Linked DNA regions of Homo sapiens: region 1 is linked to region 2. A link is a contact called in ENCODE Hi-C or POLR2A ChIA-PET data. All regions are on one chromosome and are shown on one strand. Each heading gives the region's core, a stretch centred on a gene start or an enhancer-like site at or near the end of the contact. The rest is flanking DNA. Distances are from core to core; before and after follow the strand shown.

Region 1 (4,225 bases), core at 1,312-3,811, 410 kb before region 2:
CTCTAAAGCGACTGTACCAATTTACATTCCTTCTATTAATGAAGGAAATACAAGATTGGAATAATTGGGATAGTTGTGTTATCTTTGTGAATAGATTTTAAAATACTGATTTAGATTTTTAAATAGTTGTAAGACTTCACATTTTCCATATCTTAGTTTGGTAACTTTTTCTAAAACTGTATTAACTTTATCTAGATTTTCAAACTTAAGGAATAAAGTTTGTTTAATATTTATTTCTCATCTCTGTTGTATCCCTGCATATAGTCTCCTTTTCATTAATATCATTTATAACTTTTAAAAATGAGTCTTGCCAGAGGGTTTGTCCGGTTTATTAGATATGTCAAGACTAATATTTGCTTTTGTCAGTCCCCTCTATTGTACTTTGCTTCTTGTTTCATTTATTCTGTTCTTATTTTCATCATTTCCTTTTCTACCTTTTTGGGATTTATTCTGTTCTTCCTTTTCTACATTCTTAAGTTAGATCCTTAACTCATTACTGTTTTGTTGTTCTTATCTCCTGGTATAGGGTCTTTATTTGAGTTCTCCCAGAGGCAAGTTCTGAGACCAGGACCTGAGGGCAATAGTATATGTGAGAGATGCAGGGAGTGCCATAATGAGGTGGGAAAGTAGGAAGGGAAGAAAAGGTGAGCAATAAGGGTGTAGCTTTTAGTAGCTATTGATAATTGCTGTCTAGATTCATTAAATTCATTTTGTCATTAAAGGACAAAATGATGAAATTCTATCATTCATTTGGCATTGGTCAGTTAATTATTTTATGAAGGAGAACTTTTCCCCATCAACTATTTAGTTACCCAGAAATAGGGTTTGTACAGGAAAGGCAGAATAAAAAGCTGCTTTCCTTAGCAAACTCTGAGGTGACCAAAGTGACATTTTTCTCCATATGTCGATATGAACTTTCTTTGCAGTCCTTGTTCTTTTTGATGTTCTAATTTTTCCATATTTGGCCAGTGGAATCACCTTCAAATTGATTCTTACCTTCTTTTGACATGACCTGAAATAGTCTTTTATGGCTTTCTTGCTTTCTGTTAAGATGTTCTAGGCTAATCTTATAAATTTTCTTCCCTGCACCTAAAATCAGCCATTTTTTTCATGGAACCCTGGTTCCTTTGGGGACAAAATAGTATTTTAAGACCCATTATTGCCAGGCGCGGTGGCTCACGCCTGTAATCCCAGCACTTTGGTAGGCCGAGGCGGGCGGATCACGAGGTCAGGAGATCGAGATCATCCTGGCTAACATGGTGAAACCCCGTCTCTATAAAAAATACAAAAAATTAGCCGGGCGTGGTGGTGGGCGCCTGTAGTCCCAGCTACTCGGGAGGCTGAGGCAGGAGAATGGCGTGAACCCGGGAGGCGGAGCTTGCAGTGAGCCAAGATGACGCCACTGCACTCCAGCCTGGGCGGCAGAGACACACTCCATCTCAAAAAATAAAAATAAAAATAAAAAAGACCCATTATTTGGGCTTATTACGATGAGTTGGTCTCTGGTTCTAGGCCTTTTTTTTTTTCTTTTTTTTTTTTTTTTTTTTAGAAAAATACAGCAGGTTGTATTGAGGTTGGCACCTATGTTCTTTCAAAGAACCCTCATCATTTTGTGAGTTCTTTCCTTGTGGCACCACGATGTTCCAGGCTCATCTTGTATGTTCCCTGCCTCAGCACAGGATTTTTTTTAATGAGAAAAATATCACGAATTCAAATTTACAGAAGCTTTACATTTTTATGTCCTCTAAGTTAGCAGTCTGTCTTTCCTTTTATTGGCGTTTGTAAAATTTCTTCTTTTTAAAATTGTTATATTTTAGAGACAGGGTCTCGCTCTGTCACCCAGGCTGGAGTGCAGTGGTGCAATCACAGCTCACCACAGCCTCCAACTCCTGGGCTCAAGGCATCCTCCCACGTAGGCCTTCCAAAGCGCTGAGATTGTAGGCATAAGCCACCAGGCCCAGCCTATTACCTTTACGTTGTACTTAGTCCCAGATAAAAAATGACCTTAGATCAGTCCTTTCCTCTTTGGCTGGGGAGAGGGGGGCTTAAATTCCGGTACTGTGAAACAGAAGAATGGACTCAGTGCTATGTGACAAATCTATGTATGTAAATGTGTGTATATACACACACATAAATTATATATATGAATATATTTTCATTTTCATATTTTGCAAGGAGAGTAGCCAATGCTCTGGACCTCTGGTCCTTTTTGTAGGGTACCCTCTGAGGCCGGGAACCTTTGCTCAACTCTCAGGCTGTCCAGGGAAGCTTTAGGCGGTGATACCGAGCTACAGACCAATATAAGAGCTCGGGGCTGTGGCACTGAAGAGAGGAGGCGGCCGTTGGGAACTGAGGTGGGCCCAGGGCTTGAGCTGAGTTGGCGAGGGTGGAGGTGGTGCCGGTCCCACGCCGTGGTGGGGACCGAGCTGCGGGCTGGAGGGAGGGGCAGCGCCGAGGGGGCGGGACGGGGAGGGCTCGCGGAGTAGGCCAACGGTTGGCCCCAACCGCCACTGACTACAGCCTGCGCCCGCCTCTTTTCGTTGCCGTTACCTGTTTCCGGCAGTCGACACGCTCTTCGCTTCTCGGGGCTTGTCTCCGTGTCCTCCGTCTCAGTTGTTTCTCCCTCTCTATCCTCCTCTGTCTCAGTCTCCCCAGCCTTGGGGCCGGTGCCTCTTCCGGGCTTCGGCGAATGAGACCTGCGGACCTGCCCCCGCGCCCCATGGAAGAATCCCCGGCGTCCAGCTCTGCCCCGACAGAGACGGAGGAGCCGGGGTCCAGTGCAGGTGAGCGGGGTTGGGAGACAGGAGAGCTCCCCGAGGAGGACTCAACTGTGGGGACAGGTTGAGCAAGACCATCTGCGTTTGGGAAATCCAGCCTTGGATTATTGAGACAGAGCCACCTAGTCGGCTAGGATCTGACCTGGCCAGAGAATTCTTGGCTAGTCCTATTTTTATTCGTTCTCACAGAAGCCGAACTTAAACCTCAGAATTATCACTCCAGAGATGAAAGGGAACTGAGACTGGAAAAGCCCTGCTTACCAAAGGTCTCTGGGCGGCAGAAAGAGCCCTGAGCTTCAGTTTCAACTTAGGAGACCTGGGTCTTGGTCCAGATTTTACTGTGGAGTGGCGTTCAGTAAGCTTTGTCCCCATCCCGGGCCCGAGTTTTCCCATCTATACCATGAGAGGGTTTAGACTACAGATCTTCAAAGGTCTGGCACGTGGTAGGTGCTCCTTAAATATTACTTGTTAGGAGTGAATAAATGAGATAGGAAGGCCTCCTGGGATTCACTGGAGGCTCATTGGGTTAGTTGGAGGCTGTGGAATTACATTATTATAGTCTGAGAAGTAGGCGGTATTATCTCCATTTTATAAGTGAGGAAACTGAAGCTCAGAAGTAAAGTGACTTGCTAGTAAGTGTCAAAGATAAGTCAGACTTCAGAGTCCATGCTAGGCTATACTCTCTCCCAGTAAGAAAGCGGGAAGGACTTGATGGGAAAGTGATTATATCGAGCAGCAAGTAATCATTTGAATTCTCTGCTTAAATGAACCCCAGAGCAGGCCCATATCTGATTATTTTCTATCCCGTTTCCAGCACCTGATTTGTGTGAAACGTTTTGGGTGGCAATGCCAGAATCACCATCTATATTACTTCTGTCATCAACACGATCAGCATAATTACAAAAATTAATGGCTCTAATTGTTATAGTGATAATAAAGCATAAATGAAATTGTGAGGACATCAAAATTTATAATTAAAGACACCTATTAAAACAGCAGTTTAAAATTTATAAAACACTTTTGAGTGGTTCTTCATATTGATCTGCTTAGGTAGGTATTATTATCCATAGTTTACAAGCAAGGAATCCAAGACCTAGAGGTTGAGTAACCATCAAAACGTCATGCAGCAAGAAATGGAGCTGAGACTTGAATCCAGCCCATGTGACAAGTTGTGCTTCTCCTTTGGTGATTATTTCCCTATTTCCTCTCCATTTCCTTTTTTTTTTGAGATGGAGTCTTGCTGTGTCACCCAAGCTGGAGTGCAGTGGTGCAGTCTCGGCTCACTGCAACCTCCGTCTCCTGGTTTCAAGTGATTCTCCTGCCTCAGCCTCCCGAATAGCTGGGATTACAGGTGGATGCCACCATGCCTGGCCAATTTTTTTTGTATTTTTAGTAGAGATGGGGTGTCACCATGTTGGCCAGGGTGGTCTCGAACTCCTGACCTCAAG
Region 2 (4,038 bases), core at 1,323-3,822:
TCTCATGCCTCAGCCTCCCAAGTAGCTGGGATTACAGGCGTGCACCACCACACTAGGCTAATTTTTGTATTTTTAGTAGAGATGGGGTTTCACTATGCTGGCCAGGCTGGTCTCAAACTCACGACCTCAGGTGATCCACCTGCCTCGGCCTCCCAAAGTGCTGGGATTACAGGCATGAGCCACCGCGCCCATCCACTTTTTGTCATCTTCCCTGGTCCCTCTGCTCAGCAACCACAGAACTCTGTTAATTCCGTGATTATAGGACAGGTCACTTTACATCAGAGTTGTTTTAGAGCTGGAGTTAAACACTCCAATGGCTTCTAGGACCAGAAAATAACTGAGTGGTGCTGCCAGGGAGTGTGGCACCTTGGAAAGACTCTTTTTGTGTAACAGGAAAGGAGAGCACTGCCCATGAAGAAATGTGGGTTCACTATTTTGCTAGATATTTCTATATCCTTAAGAAAAACCTAAAATAGTTTTAGAGAGAAATACCCTGACTTTTAAATGAAGAAAACTATTCAAACTTAAAATAAAACTGTTGGCTGGGTGCGGTGGCTCACGCCTGTAATCCCAGCACTTTTGGAGGCCGAGGTGGGCGGATCACAAGGTTAGGAGTTCAAGACAAGCCTGGCCAACATAGTGAAACCCTATCTCTACTAAAAATATGAAAATTAGCTGGACATGGCGGTGCTTGCCTGTAGTCCCAGCTACTCAGGAGGCTGAGGCAGGAGAATCGCTTGAACCCGGGAGGTGGAGGTTACGGTGAGCGGCGATCGCACCACTGCACTCCAGCTTAGGCAACAGAGTAAGACTTCGTCTCAAAAATAAATAAATAAATAAAATAAAACTGTTATTGAAGTGTTTAGGGGTAAAGTTTACCAATGTCTGCAACTTACTTTGAAATGCCTCAAAAGATGTATTGGTGGGTGGCTACAGGGATGAGTAGATCCACGATAAAGCAACAGCAAAATATTAATTGTAGCATCATTCTCAATTCCCCCTCAGCTTGGTGATGCATACACGTACAGTTTTTTCAACTGTTCTGTAAGCTTCATTAAAAAATGAAGGGACATTTTTAATTTTTTATTTTTTTTAGACTGAGTCTCACTCTGTTGCCCGGGCTGAGTGCAGTGGCACAATCACGGCTCACTGCAGCCTAGACCTCCTGTACTCAAGCAATCCTCTCACATCTCCCTCCAGAGTAGCTGGGACTACAGGCACACACCACCACACCTGGATAATTTTCTTTTTTCACTTTTCATAGAGATGAGGGTGTCTCATTCTGTTGCCCAGACTGGTCTCAAACTTCTGGCCTCAAGCTATCCACTTGCCTTGGCCTCCCAAAGTGCTAAGATTACAGGCCTGAGCCACTGCACCTGGCTAGAATTTTTTTTAATTGAAAAAGAAGGCCAGGCACGGTGGCTCATGCCTGTAATCCCAGCACTCTGGGAGGCTAAGGCAGGTGGATCACTTGAGGTCAGGAGTTCAAGACCAGCCTGGCCAACATAGTGAAACTTCATCTCTACTAAAAATACAAAAATTAGCTGGGTGTGGTGGTGTGCACCTGTAATCCCAGCTACTCAGGAGGCCAAGGCAGAAGAATCACTTGAACCTGGGAAGTGGAGGTTGCAGGGAGCTGAGATCGTACTACTGCACTCCAGCTTGGGCAACCGGAGAGAAAAGAAAGAAAGGAGAGAAAGAGAGAGAGAAAGAGAGAGGAAGGAAGGAAGGAAGGAAGGAAGGGCGGGCCCATGGGACCTTCTGGGACTTCTGTTACAAATTGTAATGGACTTGATGAAAGTAAGGTGGGGTAAATGAGAACAACATAAAGGACACAGAACGCAGTCCCTAGGACACTTAGTAAGTATCAGGTTTTATTATTATCATTTGGAATGGAGGAAATGGGTACAGACTGGGGGACATGAGTTGTTTTGTTTGTTTGTTTGTTTGTTTGTTTGAGACAGAGTCTCACTCTGTGGTCCAGGCTAGAGTGCAGTGGTAGGATCTTGGCCCACTGCAACCTCCATCTCCCAGGTCCAAGCAATCCTCCCACCTCAGCCTCCCGAGTAGCTGGGATTACAGGTGCCCGACACCACTCCCAGCTAATTTTTCTATTTTTAGTAGAGACGGGGTTTCACCATGTTCGCCAGGCTAATCTCGAACTCCTGACCTCAAGTAATCCGCCCGCCTTGGCCTCCCAAAGAGGAGTCTTAAATGAGTTTCACTGAGGGATTTCAGCAGATTTTCATTACAGTGTCCACCCTGAAAGTGTAGGGGCCAGAGTTCCACGCTGGTTAATCTCTCTTGCTGTGTGAACTTATACCTGTAATTTCCACCTCTGCACCTCACATTGCTTGTTTTGAAACTATGAGAATTGAACTCTAAGGTCCCCTGAAGTTTAGAAGTCCTGCTGGATGAAGCCCCTTTCCTGTTCCTGCCTACATTCTTCTTTCCCTGGACGCCTTACTTACGTAAAAACTACATTTCCCATGAGCACCCACAGGCGTGCACGCAGCGCAGCCCTCCGTCGTCGCTCGCGCCCTTTATACTCACTTCCGCCCGCGAGCCACTTCCTTTCCTTTCAGCGGAGCGCGGCGGCAAGATGGCAGTGCAAATATCCAAGAAGAGGAAGGTGAGCCTCTGGGGACTGGGTTCGGAGAACGACGGCGCCGCGCGGGTCGAGGGCTTCTCGGGGTGCCACCGCGAGGCCTGCAGCTCCGTGGCCTGCCCTGGAAGCGGCCTAGGCTTCCTGGCGTTCCTGCGGGCCGCGGATGGCGGTGGATTGAGTGAGAGGCCCCAGCCAGGAGGGCGCTGTGTGGCCGGGTTCCAAGTGAAGCGCAGAGAGATGGGCACCAGGCGCCCCTTCTGTCCCGGAGAAGGCGTTTGTGAGCATTTGTCGGTCAACGGAATTAGTAAACGTGGTATTTTGAGGGCGTGTGTCATTTCCCTCATGTCTTATCCCGTGGTTTTGGGAAGAGAAGGCAGCAGTGTATTCTTGCCTTAACTGGTCGTTTCTGGGTACAGTCCGCTGGCCCCAGGACCTCAACTTGAAGGGTTGCTGACGGTTGCTTGCTCCGTCTGGGGACCCCGGGAGGAAGCTGCCTCGGATTTAACGCCTTGTCATTACATGGGATAGAACTGTGTAAAAATCATTAGCTTTAAAAATAGACAGTTTGTCATTTCGTATATACACTTCGATGTCAAAATTAAATCCACAACTTCTCGAGAGTTAGGATTTGCCAGCTCTGTTGGTACCGTAAAGCCAAATAACATGGCTGGGATTCTTTAGACGGTGCAGGTTGTGTCTACAAGTGAGAGAGCTTATATGTTAAGTCTACTATCTATTCCTTAACAGTGACAAGTACAGTGTCTTTGCTGTGCTGAATGAAGTGTAAATAGGCCATTAGAGCAGTTTCTTGTTTTGCATGTGGAACTGTTTTAAACCCTTCGATGAAGAGATGATGACGAGTCTGACTTGGGGATGTTCTCTTTGCCCAGGTGGCCTACTCTGTGCTGCGTTCTGTGGCACAGTTTAAAGAGCCCTGGTTGAAGTAATTTCCTAAAGATGACTTAGAGGCATTTGTCTGAGAAGGGTTGCTGCACTCCTGTTGGAACAAGGGTTTGGAACCATTGGTTGGAGGTATTTAGTTTTGGTGAGGGATGCATTGACTAATAAGACTAGACTGGCTCAGGCGAAAGTGAGCCTACACCGATCTCCTAATTTTGAACTTTGCTTTGTTTGGATTAGTTTGTCGCTGATGGCATCTTCAAAGCTGAACTGAATGAGTTTCTTACTCGGGAGCTGGCTGAAGATGGCTACTCTGGAGTTGAGGTGCGAGTTACACCAACCAGGACAGAAATCATTATCTTAGCCACCAGGTAAAACTCATTTGACTGGCCATCACCTATAATTGTTATAAATGCTAAGTTGGTTTATTTATTTATTTATTTTTTTGAGACGGAGTCTTGCTCTGTCCCCAAAGCTGGAGTGCAGTGGCGCGATCTCGGCTCACTGCAAGCTCCGCCTCCCGGGTTCAC

The links. A loop is a pair of places that touch in the nucleus more often than their neighbours do. ChIA-PET counts read pairs that join two places held with the same protein, here RNA polymerase II (POLR2A). Pooled maps may share reads with other maps.
Region 1: a loop to region 2 is called in a map of naive thymus-derived CD4-positive, alpha-beta T cell, with 15 times the contacts of the local background. The contact joins the promoter of NEU3 here to the promoter of RPS3 in region 2. A Hi-C loop is called at or near these places in 1 of 168 maps with a recorded cell type or tissue (naive thymus-derived CD4-positive, alpha-beta T cell) and 7 of 50 pooled maps. POLR2A ChIA-PET finds 5 or more read pairs at or near these places in 2 of 52 experiments (activated CD8-positive, alpha-beta T cell and activated T-cell).

What each region holds. Positions count from the first base shown.
Region 1 is chr11:74,986,372-74,990,596 of GRCh38, forward strand. NEU3 (neuraminidase 3) reads left to right here and starts at 2,562. Exons shown (of 3, transcript NM_006656.6): 1 at 2,562-2,783. The coding sequence starts at 2,690. RefSeq lists enhancers at 2,312-2,361, 2,642-2,831.
Region 2 is chr11:75,396,946-75,400,983 of GRCh38, forward strand. It overlaps RPS3 (ribosomal protein S3), which reads left to right and starts at 2,573. Exons shown (of 7, transcript NM_001005.5): 1 at 2,573-2,632; 2 at 3,749-3,879. The coding sequence starts at 2,603. SNORD15A (small nucleolar RNA, C/D box 15A) reads left to right here and starts at 3,446; the gene lies at 3,446-3,593. RefSeq lists enhancers at 2,550-2,909, 3,136-3,999.